Regions from separate parts of the Homo sapiens genome. Here region 2 is linked to region 1. A link is a contact called in ENCODE Hi-C data. All regions are on one chromosome and are shown on one strand. Each heading gives the region's core, a stretch centred on a gene start or an enhancer-like site at or near the end of the contact. The rest is flanking DNA. Distances are from core to core; before and after follow the strand shown. Region 1 overlaps UST (uronyl 2-sulfotransferase). Region 2 holds the start of KATNA1 (katanin catalytic subunit A1).

The links. Hi-C counts contacts between places; a loop is a spot of excess contacts on that map. Pooled maps may share reads with other maps.
Region 2: a loop to region 1 is called in a pooled map, with 2.4 times the contacts of the local background. The contact joins the promoter of KATNA1 here to the enhancer-like site in region 1. A Hi-C loop is called at or near these places in 2 of 37 single-sample maps with no recorded cell type and 7 of 50 pooled maps.

Annotation. Positions count from the first base shown.
Region 1 is chr6:149,061,401-149,068,282 of GRCh38, forward strand. The region is part of intron 7 of UST (uronyl 2-sulfotransferase); the gene reads left to right. Among named protein-coding and RNA genes, the nearest start is that of UST-AS2, 32 kb to the left of the region's middle. RefSeq lists enhancers at 4,492-4,571, 4,592-5,001. Within about 2 kb of position 4,916, at least 9 of the 41 ENCODE cell types and tissues checked have a DNase peak (open chromatin) inside an H3K27ac peak, as active enhancers do.
Region 2 is chr6:149,647,397-149,654,258 of GRCh38, forward strand. It overlaps KATNA1 (katanin catalytic subunit A1), which reads right to left and starts at 1,318. Exons shown (of 11, transcript NM_007044.4): 1 at 1,073-1,318. RefSeq lists an enhancer at 1,118-1,197 and a silencer at 1,268-1,537.

The DNA of each region.
Region 1 (6,882 bases), core at 3,666-6,165:
TGCAAAAAATGTTCAGATCTTGGGCAGTAAAACAAAATCAAAGCAAAATCTTGGGCAGTGAGCACATCGTGCTTGTCACTGCCCAGTCTTGCATGCAGACAGGTTACTGGCGAGTGATATTTATCATTCACATCCAGAAGTTAAGCTAGTGTTTGTTTGGCAGGGCATTGGGAGGAGCCCCTGAGTTGGCAAACCAGAATCTGTGTGCAATCCACTGACATATGCATTTCATGCAGATGGGTGTGCCTGGTGCCGGGCAGAGATGTGTTTCCAAGGTCCCAGTAGAACTTTTTCCCTGCAGCCTTTTCCCTGAGCCACCAGCTTTCTGTGGATACTCCCAAAAGCCCGGGCTAAGTTCTTCCACCAGGAAGTGTTCAAGACTGACCAAAGAGCCACAGTTCACATTGTATCCACAGCAAAGTCCTTGGCACATAGGTCAAATGGATGTGATTGAATGACTGTTTTCCTTCTAAATAAAACACTTTCATTTTGCTAATGGAGAAACATCACTAAAAAGTACCAAAAGTGATGGCAAATTAAGTAACTGACCAGCATTCATACAGCAAAGTCAGGTCACACAAATAAATGTCTTTTTACCCAACAGTGTTTGAATCTTCAGTTAATGGCTGGGGTAAATATCACACCCAGCACAAATTCATTAGCTGCAAGACGGTGGCTTCTACATAGCTATTTGTGTTTGTGGTGAACCTTCCTTATCATGGCATGTCTTAAGCTTGGCTAAGTATTTGCAAGCGTTCTGTCACCATAACATAATGTTCTTCAACAGAGTGGCTAAGAAAAGCAAATACCACTACCTCTCCAGAACAACCTGTGATCCAAACCTTCTCTGTCAGCCTACTATCCAGAAATTCAATTTCCAGAAATGGAAAGTTTGCTCAGGAAGGACCCTCAACTAAGGAAGGAATTTAGCTAAAAAGTGAAGTATGCATAGTCAACACTGAAAGTTGCCCTTTGGGTTAATCCAGTCTTGCAGATGGATTTAAAATACAGGTTTCAAATCAACAAACATTTATGGAGGGTGGTTAGGTGCCAGGCATGGAGCTGGACACTGGGGAACTAAAAATGAAAAAGACACAGTCCCTTTCAGTGTGAAAACATTTTTGCTGGCTTGCAAGTTTTTCACCAGATCCTCCCAGACTTACCAAAGCATTCCCCTCATCTTAGAACACTCAAGCCCTTCTTTTCAATGGATTCCCTGAATGCCAGAATACACACAGGGCAAGGAGAAGTGGGTGGTTATAGATTTCCACTCAATTTGGAAATTAACAGCCTGTGGTGTAGCAAAAAGGTGCAAGGCTGAGAATCAGAAAGCCCACTTTCCAGTGCTTGGACTGAAATGTCCTGGCTGTACAGCCTTGAGCTGGTCTTGTGACCTCTGGGGCCCTTGGTATCTGTAAGTAAAATGGGTACTGGGAAGATTGAGCAAGGTAGTGAGGGGCGATGTGAAAGCGCATTAATCCACAGAGCCCTATGAAAATGAGAGGGATGTGCTTCTCTGCAGGACTTGTATGAGAAGTTGCACTGTTCGGGCTACTATTTGTAAAGTTTTAATAATACAGAAAGCAGCCCCCTCCTGGCCTCATGCCAGGTTTTATTCTCTACCAACATTGGGTGGCCAACTACAGATTTTTATGTCACTGGGGGCCAGCTGTTAGAAGAATCTCCACTCAGGACCGTAACTACTCTGTAGTGTCCCTGCCACTCCCTCCCCAGGGACAGCGCAGAGCCTGGAAGTCTATCCCCCTGTGGCCCTGACTCTATGGCTGATTGGACATGTCTATAAAGAAAAAACAATCTCTATTGTGTTCTTTAAATAGAAAGCTCAAAGTTTGTTTTTTTACTTTGTTTTCCCTCTTCTGAACACTTCATAGCTCAAAACCAGTGCCTATTTTGAGGAAATTTTCAATAGTTATCATAAAATTAACTAAGGGAATTATTTGACCAATCCCTAAAGGTAATAAGAAAAAACTTTTTAAAAAAATATCAAAAACATCCTGAAGCCACAGCTTCTTTTTGCCAAAAAGTATTGATGAATTAAAGTAGAGAGGCAGAAAAATGTGCCTTGCCAGCACTATTGGTCCCAAAAGGCAACCAAACCACAAAGTTAAACACTGAAATGTACAGACCCCAGCCAGATGGGAGGGTAGACTGCTTCTCGCTAAGGACCCAGCATTTGTGGGTCTCCTAGGAATTTCTGTGAAACTCCTTCAGATACTGCCTTTGTGCCCAGCTGTCTGTCTCCATCTCACAGACACAGCCAAGCCTTCCTTGAATCTGACAGCACCCTCGTCCTTCTGATGGTTTCTTTTGTTCCCTCAAGAAGCCTGTACAGAGGAGAACTGTGTTTCCCCAGGTGCTGAGCTGTGGAAATACAAAGATAAATGGGGTATCGCTTTTGTCCTGATCACTCAGTATAAAAAGCCTCTTTGGAAGAACAGCTAAATGAAACCTGGTGGAGATGTTAAGAATAAAATCTAGAGAAAATTTTTTAGGAGGTGGATAGTGCCTCAGAGGCCTCCTAAAAGTTTTCCATCTCTTGATTGAAACACACACAGAATCTATACTCTCAGACGTGCACACACAGCACATACGGCAAATCTTCATGATCTTGTAGTAAGTATGAAAGACCCAACTCCATGCAGAGTATTTAAGATAAGCCCAATAAGCCTGGTCTCCCTGGTGAGGATTTCTGACCAAACAGAAGAAATGTTGACTCCAGCAAATGAATCAGAGTGAGATGCCCTCTCTGCCCCCATGGTGACAAGCCTTGTGAGCAGGCATCTCCCTTAGACTGTGAGCTCCATCCACTCGTCAGCAATGTGGAGAGTTAAGAACCTGGGCTCATTAGTCAGACTTCCCCACACCCAACTTCGGGCTTCACCACTTACCAGCTGTGTGAGCCTGCACAAACTTCTAAATTCCAATGCCACAGCTTTAAATGGTGATAATAAGAGACCTCTACAGCACTGGGAGCTTTATAAGGATTAAATGTGTGTTTAGATATCTTACAATTCTTGGCACAGAGAAAGCTCTCAAAGTGCCAACTGATGATGATGATGATGGTGATGATGATGATGCCCCATTCACTGCAACAATTCCTGTGCGTGGTGCAGAATAGCTATTCAACAAATCTTTGCAGAAAGAGGGAAGGAAGATGATATTGGGCACACCAGTGAGGCCTAATTGAAGCCTTGATTTTGACGAGAAGCACTTACTCTCTAGGTTTATGAAAGCCTGAATTTTAGAATCTTTAAAGCAGAAGCATAAAACTCGACTTTCTATAACAGCCAGTCAGGTAACATAAAAGAATGAACCGGCATTTAGAGTCTGAGGCAAACTGGAAAGCCCTGGCCTCTTTCACGGGGGCAGTCACACTTGGCTCCAGAAGAATGTAGCCGCCCTTTGAGAAAAGCCAGAAATCCAGCTTTCCATGTGAAATAGACCAAGCCTTACAACAACTGAATCCATTTCTAAAAAAAAAAAAATACCCCACGGGCCAAACAACACATTGCCTGCCAGTCCGATCTTGGGCTGCCTTTTTGCCACCCTGTCTTAAAGGGAGGAGCTCTGTATTCGTCTCTTTCTTTTAAAATGTTTATCAGTGGGCACAAGAGACATGAGCCCCTTGAAGTTACTCTCAGTTCCTGCTAGGATCAGAGAACGCTCATGGAGTGAGGTCTTCACTTCTTCATGGTTAATCCGACAGTATGTGCTCACCTAACGAGGGCTTCTTCCCTTCCCAAGGAATGCTACTAATAAGTATAGATTTTTAAAGCATAATTGTTTTGTGGCTGAAATAACAACAATTATTTGAAAAAAAATCCTAACAACTTCCTCTAGAGCTGCTATTATGGCAGTCTGGAGAGAGGCTGATTCCATAGTCCATGTAGCTTTGTTTTGTTTGGATGGAAAGTCTGGCATTTTACAAAAATGTGGAAAACTTAGCAATGGAATGACTTTTCCATAGCACCGATTATCGTACAGCAAGACACACATCCATATGTCTTTGAAATGAGATTTTTAAGAATTCTCTGCTTATTATACAAGACAAACCACCTCTGGTCTTTCCATATGAAGGTGATAGTTTTCTACAGGCTCATGAAAGCTGCCCTGGTTATGGTGCAGTACTTAAAGTTAGGGAAAAATCTCAACATAGATGGGGACCCAGATTCAAATTCGTTTTTTCACTTACCAGCCAGCTATGTGACCTTGGGTAAGTTTCTATTTCTCCATCTGCAAAAGAGGGGTCATGATATTCACCTCACAGGGTTATTGAGAATATCAAATAAAATAATGTATATGATGATCCAAACTCATAATGGGTGTTCCCCATCAATATTGGTTGAATCTGAGTCTCTGTTTCTCCTGGCACAAAATAGCACTCCTGTTTCTGACCGCGACATAACCCTCTGGCAATGTCATTAACCTTATTAAATTTGGCAGCTCTGTGGAAAACGAAGGTCAAAAAAGCTGTCATTGTTTATATAAACTGTTCATTTTGTTGTTCACAGTGCTATGAGGACTAAAGGATAGAGGGTTGGATGCTGCCACCCAGGGAGTAACCAGGGAGAAGGGAAGAGGCTGGAACAGAGCCTGAGGAGGACTGGTCTTTATAAGACAGGCTGGGAAAGAGGAGGGCGTAGAGAAGATGGAAAGGGAGTGATCAGAGAGAGGTGAGGGTGCCAGGAAAACACTGTTGCAGATGCAGGGGTTTCAAAATGGAGTGTGTGGCCCACAGTGTGATGGGGTCATGCTGTGAGGCGCCCTCTGAGCTACCAACAAGGAAGCGAGAGTAACTGAATGGAGTACAGAAGGAACAGAAAGCAGGTTTTGGTGAGTTCAGTCACGTACGTAAGCTGAAAATGTTACAACAAATGTAGACAGCTCTTCAGGAAGTTGGGCTGTGATGGGGAGGAGAGAGAAAAGATGAAAGAGGGAGGGTGCATGAGACAAGGGTTTTTTCAAGAAGGGAAGTGAGTTTTGATGGCAAGGAGCCAGTTGAGAGGGAGAGGTTGACAATGAAGAAGAGGGGGTGGATGAGGGAGAGAAGGAAACTCCAAGGAGGCAGGGTGGGTAGACAAATGAAGCAAGAATTGGATATTAATGCAAAACTAGAGCTTGGGGAAACATTAGATCCCATAAGAATCTGCCAAACCAGCTGATACTGACCCTCATGTTTAGACGGGGGATTTAGGGAGGGATTAAGAAGAGTAAGGAAGACTGAAGTAACTGAAATACACGAGACAATCTGTTGTTATTGGAGGGGTAACAGGAAAAGCTTCTCCTCCACCCTCTGAAGCTTACTTGAAAATGAACTTACAATAGGCAGATTAACAGGAAAAAAAGGAATAAAATTTATTAATATGCATGAAACTGAGCATGGTAGCTCACTCCTGTAGTCCCAAATACTCAGGAGGTTGAGGGGAGGATCGCTTGAGCCCAGGAGTTTGAGGCTGCAGTGAGCCACCACTGCACTCTAGCCTGGGCAACAGAGCAAGACCCTACCTCTTAAAAATAAAATGCTACACAGGAGAAAATCACAGGAGAGTGGTTACCTCATAACCCAGGGAGGTCCAGCTTTTTTCTATACCTTTCTTCATAGGGAAAGGGGAAATGGAGGTTAAATGTGGCAATTTTGAAGAGTAGTAAATGATATTTAAGGGGAATGAATGGGCCCAATGCTCAGACAATGGAAGGTAAATAATTCTCTTTGGGAACTGAATGGGACCCAAGAACAGGCAATAGTTTGGGACAACGTTCATCTGAGCTCTGAGTGTGGTGTTTAATCTTCAGTCCCTTCCTCTGTGACATGAGTTTTGATCTTCTCTGATTAATGAAATTTTAGGGGAGGTGACTGAAGGCAATTTTGTTCCTCTTTGGCAGGTCCAATTTCTAGGTAGATAAGGGAACTTCAGAGAACAGCTTCATCCAGGATGTACTGGTCTCCAATGGCCTTCAATTTGAAATATCGCCATACCAAGTTGCCATATTTGGCGGTCACCCTCCCTGGATCCTTAACTATTCAAGAAAGGATCTTTTAAAGCTCTTGCCTTGTAGCCAAACATGAAAAAGTCCCCCTTCCCTCTTGTCTTAAAAGTCTGTCCTCTCTGTGGAGTGTTCTAGCAAACATAGGGCTGGGCCTCCTCATGTTCTGACTAGCACTATCAAATAGCCAAAGCACTTTTGTCAGGCTGGTAAGGTGACATGCAATTAAAATTTGGTTGGAAAGGCTACCTGGGATCTTATCAAATATCAATCTTATTAAAGACCTCTCATTACTGTATAAAAGTTGGATAAGATATGTCAATGTAGGGGGCTCTGAGTGAAATCATAAGAGCCAGTACTTTCCAGTCATAGAGTCGATGGAGTGCACTGGGATTTTAGATGCTGGTTATCACCAGAAGTCTGTCGTTTTCCGAACATGGTAAATACTAGGTCAATTTCTGCCTGGGATAGAATGTTTCCTACTGGAAACACAAAATTACAAGTTTAATCTAAATAAACCACCAGGACGCAGTTTTACCTCTCAGGTGGAACTCTGCAAATAGTGGTTGTTGGGGTGGTTTTCATCACTGACTCTGAGTATTGGACCCAGAGATGATCGTGCCCAATTTTTTTTTAATCGGCCCTTTTCTCCTCCCAAACTATAAAGCCATTAGCCATTCCCTCCAAAACACCTGCCAGTTTCCTGTGAGATCGGTTGTTAAGTTTGGGTGCCTCAGTCAGCAGGAGGAGTAGTAGGCTCTAGGCCTGGACATTGACCATTATGCTCTACCACACTGTGAAGAAAGGTGTGAGAAGCAGTAATAGCCCTCTCACCTGTCCACACCAAGAAACAACACAGCAAAAGCACAGCAGCTG
Region 2 (6,862 bases), core at 68-2,567, 580 kb after region 1:
CTGTAGTCACAGCTACTCAAGGAGGCTGAGGCAGGGGAATCGCTTGAACCCGGGAGGCGGAGGTTGCAGTGAGCCAAGATTGCGCCACTGCACTCCAGCCTGGCGACAGAGCAAGACTCCGTCTCAAAAAAAAAAAAAAAAAAAAAAAAAAGAACAAAACCCAGCTCTTTTGGAAAAGAAAATAGGGCTTTATACTGAGACATTTAAGCCCGTAAAAACATTTCAAGAATCTGTCTTAACATCTACTAAGGTGATTATCATTGTGATTACGTGACAAAGATCTACTGCACCCATTCTAAAACATCGGGAATGTTTTCAGCAATAACTAGAGGTCTAATTTCAAAGAGGAAGACGTAAATTAGTGCTTTCAAGAGAAAAGAGCATCACTGTGCTGTTGGAAGTTAGTAACTAATATAAAAGCGGCCCTTCGCGGTTTTAACAGGAAACTATTTTTGATTAAATAAGAGCTTGAGATTATCCACTGTAAGGCACTTCAGGATCTACGTTTATCTCTAACTTTGTCATCACATTTGTATGAAACAACTGTTTCGAGGGAAAACTTTTCTAAAAGGTACCAACTCTAAACCAAAAGGCCCACAGGCCTTCCAGAGGACGCCGGGCTCTAGAATAAATAAGAAATAACATCCCCAACAATATCACTCGAACCTAACAAATTTTAAGAAAAGAAGTTGCCTCCCAATGTCATGGCCATCGGGATTTTTACCTGTGAGGGTTTCGGGGTGGGGGGCGTGAGCGGGTTCTGGAGAGAACCAGTCGAAAAATCGAAGAACTAAAAACTCGGCTGGTGACTTCGCTAACGACACAGATCAAAAGATGGGATCGACAGGAGCCCCCGAAAAGTCCTCCGCCTGACAGGATTCCTCAGGTAGGGGGACTGTCACCTAAGCCAAGTTATCGTGGACAACAGCAAGGACCTAGGACCTCAGCTCAGGCACAGGCAGGCTCACGGAGGGTTGCGCGGCGGGTTCTCGCTGTGGGCCCCCCGAGTCCCTCACCAGCCCGGCCCTGGAAAATCGGGGGTCCCCAGAGCACCGCCAGAGTGAAAACTCACCTGCGGCGGCCCAAGCTCCTCGGGAAACCGCCCAACGCCAGGCACAGGGGATTGGCGGAGTGGAGATCCCGGCAGCGAGGAAGGAGGGCCTGACCCAGTCCAGCCCACTTTGCTCTCCGCTCACGGCCCCAGTACTGCCCAGTTCAATCGTCAACACCACCTGCCGGCGCGGCTCCTGCTCGCCGAGAATTTGAAGACAAACCCGCCAGGGTCACTTCCGGTGCCGGGGACGACCTCGGCGACTCTGGCGCACGCGGGGCGTCGCCCCGGGAGCGAGGTCGCTGGGCGGGAGCGGCGGAAGAGGGTGTGGCCGGGCCCGGGGCCGCGCGTGCGCATTCTTGCACCGCCTCCTCCCGGCGGACGCAGCGGAGACCAGGGATAGTATAGACCTTGGTGTAGATGGTATTATGGTACTACCTCGCGCGCCTCTGTACCTTGTTCAGGTGCTTGCTCACTTTCCCTCCCACTTGATTTTCACCACACTCACACACACACCGAGGTCAGGTGTCTATTTTAGAGGTGAATGTCCAGGATCAAGCAATTCGTTTATGACAAATCCTGTTTTAGAACCTAGTATTCAGAATTCCCCAGCTGGGCTCCATGTCATGACATAACAATAGGGAGGAGGTAAACAAAGATTCTCGGACACACTGCTAGTGGGATTTTATTTTCTTGATTTTTTAATCACCGTTTTAATATGACCAGACAAGGAAAATGATGCTATTTCATGACTTACAGATATGTACTGCACAGGGCTTCCTCCAGTCTCAATCTCCACCCTCTGCCATCACTTGAGGCAGAATAGGGCACTTCTCACACATTCCTTTAAAAACGCAAGGTAATTAAGTTTCTAACATTAAAGCATCCCGACTGGGCACAGTGGCTCATCCCTGTAATCCCAGCACTTTGGGAGGCTGAGGCGGGAGAATAGCTTGAGCCGGGAGTTCAAGACCAGCCTGGGCAATATAGTGAGACCCCCCGTCTCTACAAAAAGTACAAAAATTGGCTGGACATGGTGGCGCACGCCTGTAGTCACAACTACTCAGGAGGCTGACACAAGAGGATCACTTGAGCCCAGGAGTTGGAGGCTGCAGTGGGCCATGATGGCGCCATTGCACTCCAGTCTGGGAGACAAAGTGAGGCCCTATCTCTAAAAAAATAAAAGCACCCCAGTCATCTAACATAGACATGTAGAAGCAATTCAGGGGAAATACATCCATTCAGTCAACAAATGTTTACTCAGCAACTACTATGTGTGAGACAGTGTTGGCACTGGGTATACAGTGGTCACGAAATAGAATGTTTCATGGGGCTTAAAGTCTTGTAACGTCTCAACTGAGTGGAAAATGATAGTTTCACTGTAGTAAATATGAACTCTATTGTAATAGGGAACAGGAAACTATATTTAGTATATATTTTTGGAATCAAAACCAATTCAGGGAGGTACAGATTAATTACCCTAATTCAACCTTCATCCTTTATGTGAGTTCAAAGGTATGCTAATTTATAAAGCCAATTTACAGTTAAAAAACTTCTCAAAGGCCACAAAATTAATACATATTGTATGATTCCATTGATAAGAAATTCTAGGCCAGGCACGGTGGCTCATACCTGTAATCCCAGCACTTTGGGAGGCCGAGACGGGTGGGTCACTTGAGGTCAAGGCGTTTGAGACCAGCCTGGCCAACATGGTGAAACCCCGTCTCTACTAAAAATACAAATATTAGCTGGGTCTGGTGGCGCACACCTGTAATCTCAGCTACTTGGGTGGCTGAGGCACGAGAATCGCTTGAACCCAGGAGGCAGAGGCTGCAGTGAGCCAAGATCGCGCCATTGCACTCCAGCCTGGGTGACAGAGCAAGACTCTGTCTCAAAAAAAAAAAAAAGAAAAAGAAAAGAAATTTTAGAACAGGCAAAACTAATCTATAATAATAGCTGATCAGTGGTTGGCTGCCTGAGGCTGTATTCAGGAGGAGGGGGAGAAGAAATAGATTGCTGAAAGTCCCCAGGAAATATTTAAGGTGATGGAAAGGAAATGTTCTGTTAGGGTAGTGCTTACACAGGTGTAAACATTTATTAAAATTCATCAACAGTACACAAACTGGGCACATTTTATTACGTGTACGTACGCGTATTATATATGAAGATTTTTTGGGTTTTTGTTGTTGTTTTGAGACAGAGTGTAGCTCTGTCGCCCAAGCTGGAGTGTAGTGGTGCGATCTCGGCTCACTGCAACCTCCACCTCCCAGGTTGAAGCCTCACCCTCCCCGAGTAGCTGGGATTACAGGTGCCCGCCACCATGCCCAGCTAATTTTTGTATTTTTAGTAGAGACGGGGTTTCACTGTGTTGGCCAGTCTGGTCACGAACTCCTGACCTCATGATCTGCCCGCCTCAGCCTCCCAAAGTGCTGGGATTACAAGTGTGAGCCACCGCTCCTGGCTGAAGACTTTTTTTAGGTGGAAAGACAAACCTCCAGAGAGTGGCTTACATTCACTACTTCCATTTCTTTACTAGCTGTACTAGTCAGGCAGGAGTGGGTTATGCTGTAGCAACCTCTAAGTCACAGAGGCTTCAACAATAGCATTTTTTTCTTATCTACTTTTTATGTTCATAGCTTGAGTGGATGCAGGCAGTGGGACCCTTGGCAGTGAAAAAAAGAAAGGGAAATAAATTGCACAGCCTCTGCCTGGATGTGAAACTTGCTGCTCTGCCTACATATTTTTGGCCAGAGCAAGTCACTGGTCAAGCCTGACTTCAAAGAAATGCAGGTGTTCATCTCTGCATTGTGCCTTGAAGAAGCAGAATATTTGTGTACCACTCTCATGACTAGGAGTCATTTCTTCTTTTACAGTGTGGCTTCTACAACCACCACCCTTCTAAAATGATTGTATCCAAACTGTGACTCAGAAAATCTGAGATTATATTTTCCTGGTGAATGGTCAGGTTAATTTGGCAGAATCACAGGACACACAAAAACAAGTTAGGGGAAAAGAGGTAGAAAGATAGGTGCCAGCTAAAGAGTTAAACTTTATTCAGTAGACAAAAGGGGACCCATTGAAAGGTGTCAAATGAAGACATAAGTTATATAGCAAATAGGAGGATTAATTTGACAGCTAAACGTAGGAAGTTTTGGAGGGGAGAGAGAATAGATTGGGGGACTGTTGCAAGAGGTACTGTGACCCCTGGAATTACACAGAAGGTGAATGGCCATGAAGACCTTCTTCACATTATATATTTGTTTCTCTTGCCCCAGTGAGTAAACTTAATGAAGTCAGATACTTTGTCCATTTGAGTAGAGCAATGTCTGGCATATTGTAGGTGTTAATTAGATATTTGTAGAATAAATAAAATAATTTCAAAGAATTTGAGGGCCAAGTGTGGTGGCTCACGCCTGTAATCGCAGCACTTTGGGAAGCCAAGGCAGGAGGATCACCTGAGGTCAGGAGTTTGAGACCAGCCTGGCCAAAATGTCAAAACCCCATCTCTACTAAAAACACATAAATTAGTGGGTGTGCTGGTGGGCGCCTGTAGTCCCAGCTACTCGGGAGGCTGAGGCAGGAGAATCACTTGAACCCAGAAGTGGAGGTTGCCGTGAGCAGAGATTGCACCACTGCACTCCAGCCTGGGCAACAGAGCAAGACTCTGTCTCAAAAAATAAATACATAAAAGAATTTGAGACACTTTTTACATTTCATGAGAGAAATTGGAAAGGACTTTTAGGGCCAGTTTATTAACTTCACTCACGTGGTTGATGCATCTGGCATTCCTCTTCTATACTTCAAACATTTGAGCCATCTCCTGGGATACAGTATGTATAAGGCTAGAAAAATCTAACCATAAGTAAGATTTACTGAATTTTTAGATTATGTCACACCATAGCTGCAGTAACAGACTGGGACAGATTCACCAGTGTTCTTCACTAACCTTATACACATTCTTCCTAAACAACAGCTTCCATCACTGATCTGCTAATACCAGGCTGTTGAATGCTACGAAGAAAATCACATCTCTGTGAAGATTGATGCGCCATAATTTCATGTCTTTCTAACCCAGCCGAAACATTTTTCTGCCTGTCTCACTTCAGTTATGTCTCACTCTTCCCATTAGTTCAGACTTTCATTTTTTGAAACAGGGTCTTGCTCTGTCCCCCAGGCTGGAGTGCAGTGGCAGGATCTCGGCTCACCGCAGCCTTGACCCACTAGGCTCAAGCCATCGTCCTGTCTCAGCCTCCTGAGTAGCTAGAACTACGGGCACATGACACCAAGCCCAGAAAATTTTTAAATTTTTTGTAGAGACAAGGTCTCACCATGTTGGCCCAGGCTGGTCTCGAACTCCTGGGTTCAGATGATCTTCCCACTGCAGCCTCCCAAAGTGCTGGGATTACAGACGTGAGCCAGTGCACCCAACCTATTTCAGACTTTTACCCCAGAAAGGCAGCTACCCAGCCCTTTCTGCCCTTTCAGTGAATTACTATGCCTCCAACCTCAAAGAAATAGAAGCTATCAGAAATTCTCTCAACTTGGGCCAGGCACGGTGGTTCAGGCCTGTAATCCCAGCACTTTGGGAGGCCGAGGTGGGTGGATCACCTGAGGTCAGGAGTTCAAGACCAGGCTGTCCAACATGGTGAAACCCTATCTCTACTAAAAATACAAAAATTAGCTGGGCATGGTGGCACGTGCCTATAATCCCAGCTACTTGGGAGGCTGAGGGAGGCGAATTGCTTGAACCCAGGAGGCAGAGCTTTCAGTGAACCGAGATCACACCACTGCACTCCAGCCTGGGCAACACAGCAAGACCCTGTCTCAAAAAATAATAATTAAAAAAAAAAAGAAATTCTCTCAGCTTGCTCACTGCGGCAGAGACTGGATGCCAAATACCCATTCTCATAACAGAACCTGGTTGATAAAATCAGACCACCTGGAATAAGGACTATTTCCCAGACACTCTTGCTGCTAGATGTGACCATGGATCTAACTTCTGGCAGTGAAAGTGTTGTGTAGAACTTTTAGGAAGGCATCTTTAAAAGGAGAAGCCATAGAAATCTCCCTCCACCCCTCCCCCTCTCTTTTCACCAGGTGAGAACAAGGAAAAGAAGGCTGGGCGCAGTGGCTCACATCTGTAATCCCAACACTTTGGAAGGCTGAGGTGGGTGGATTGCTTGAGCCCAGGAGTTTGAGACCAGCCTGGGCAATATGATAAAAACCTCATTTCTACTAAAAACACAAAAATTAGCTGGACGTGGTGGCGGGCACCTGTAATCCCAGCTACTCTGGAGGCTGAGGCACAAGAATTGCTTGAATCTGGGAGGCGGAGGTTGCAGTGAGCCATCGTGCCGCTGCACTCCAGCCTGGGAGACAGAGCAAGACGCAATATAAAAAAAAAAACCCGAAAAACAAAGAAACAAACAAACAAAAAAACCACACACACCCAAGGTGTAGAGAACATAAGCAGCCAACTACTAACCAGAGCAAACTTTAGGTTGACAAGGACAGCAGAATTGAACAGATGAAGTGTGGGCTGACTTTGTGGAGCTGCCATACCAGAAGTGGACTGCCAACTTCAGACATTATATGTCTAAGGTATGGCTGTTTTGGGTTTTATGTGCAGCTGAGCTTAACCTAAATTAATACTCTTACCCTCCAACTTACAAACTTCTTTGCCTCACATCTGCCTTTTGGTTTTTGCCTCACGTCCCAATGAATGTGTATCTTCCTTTGTCTAAATCCAGTTCTTCCACTTGGACTTAAAGTTTTGAGTTGTTTTTTTAATTCCATTTTATGTTATATATT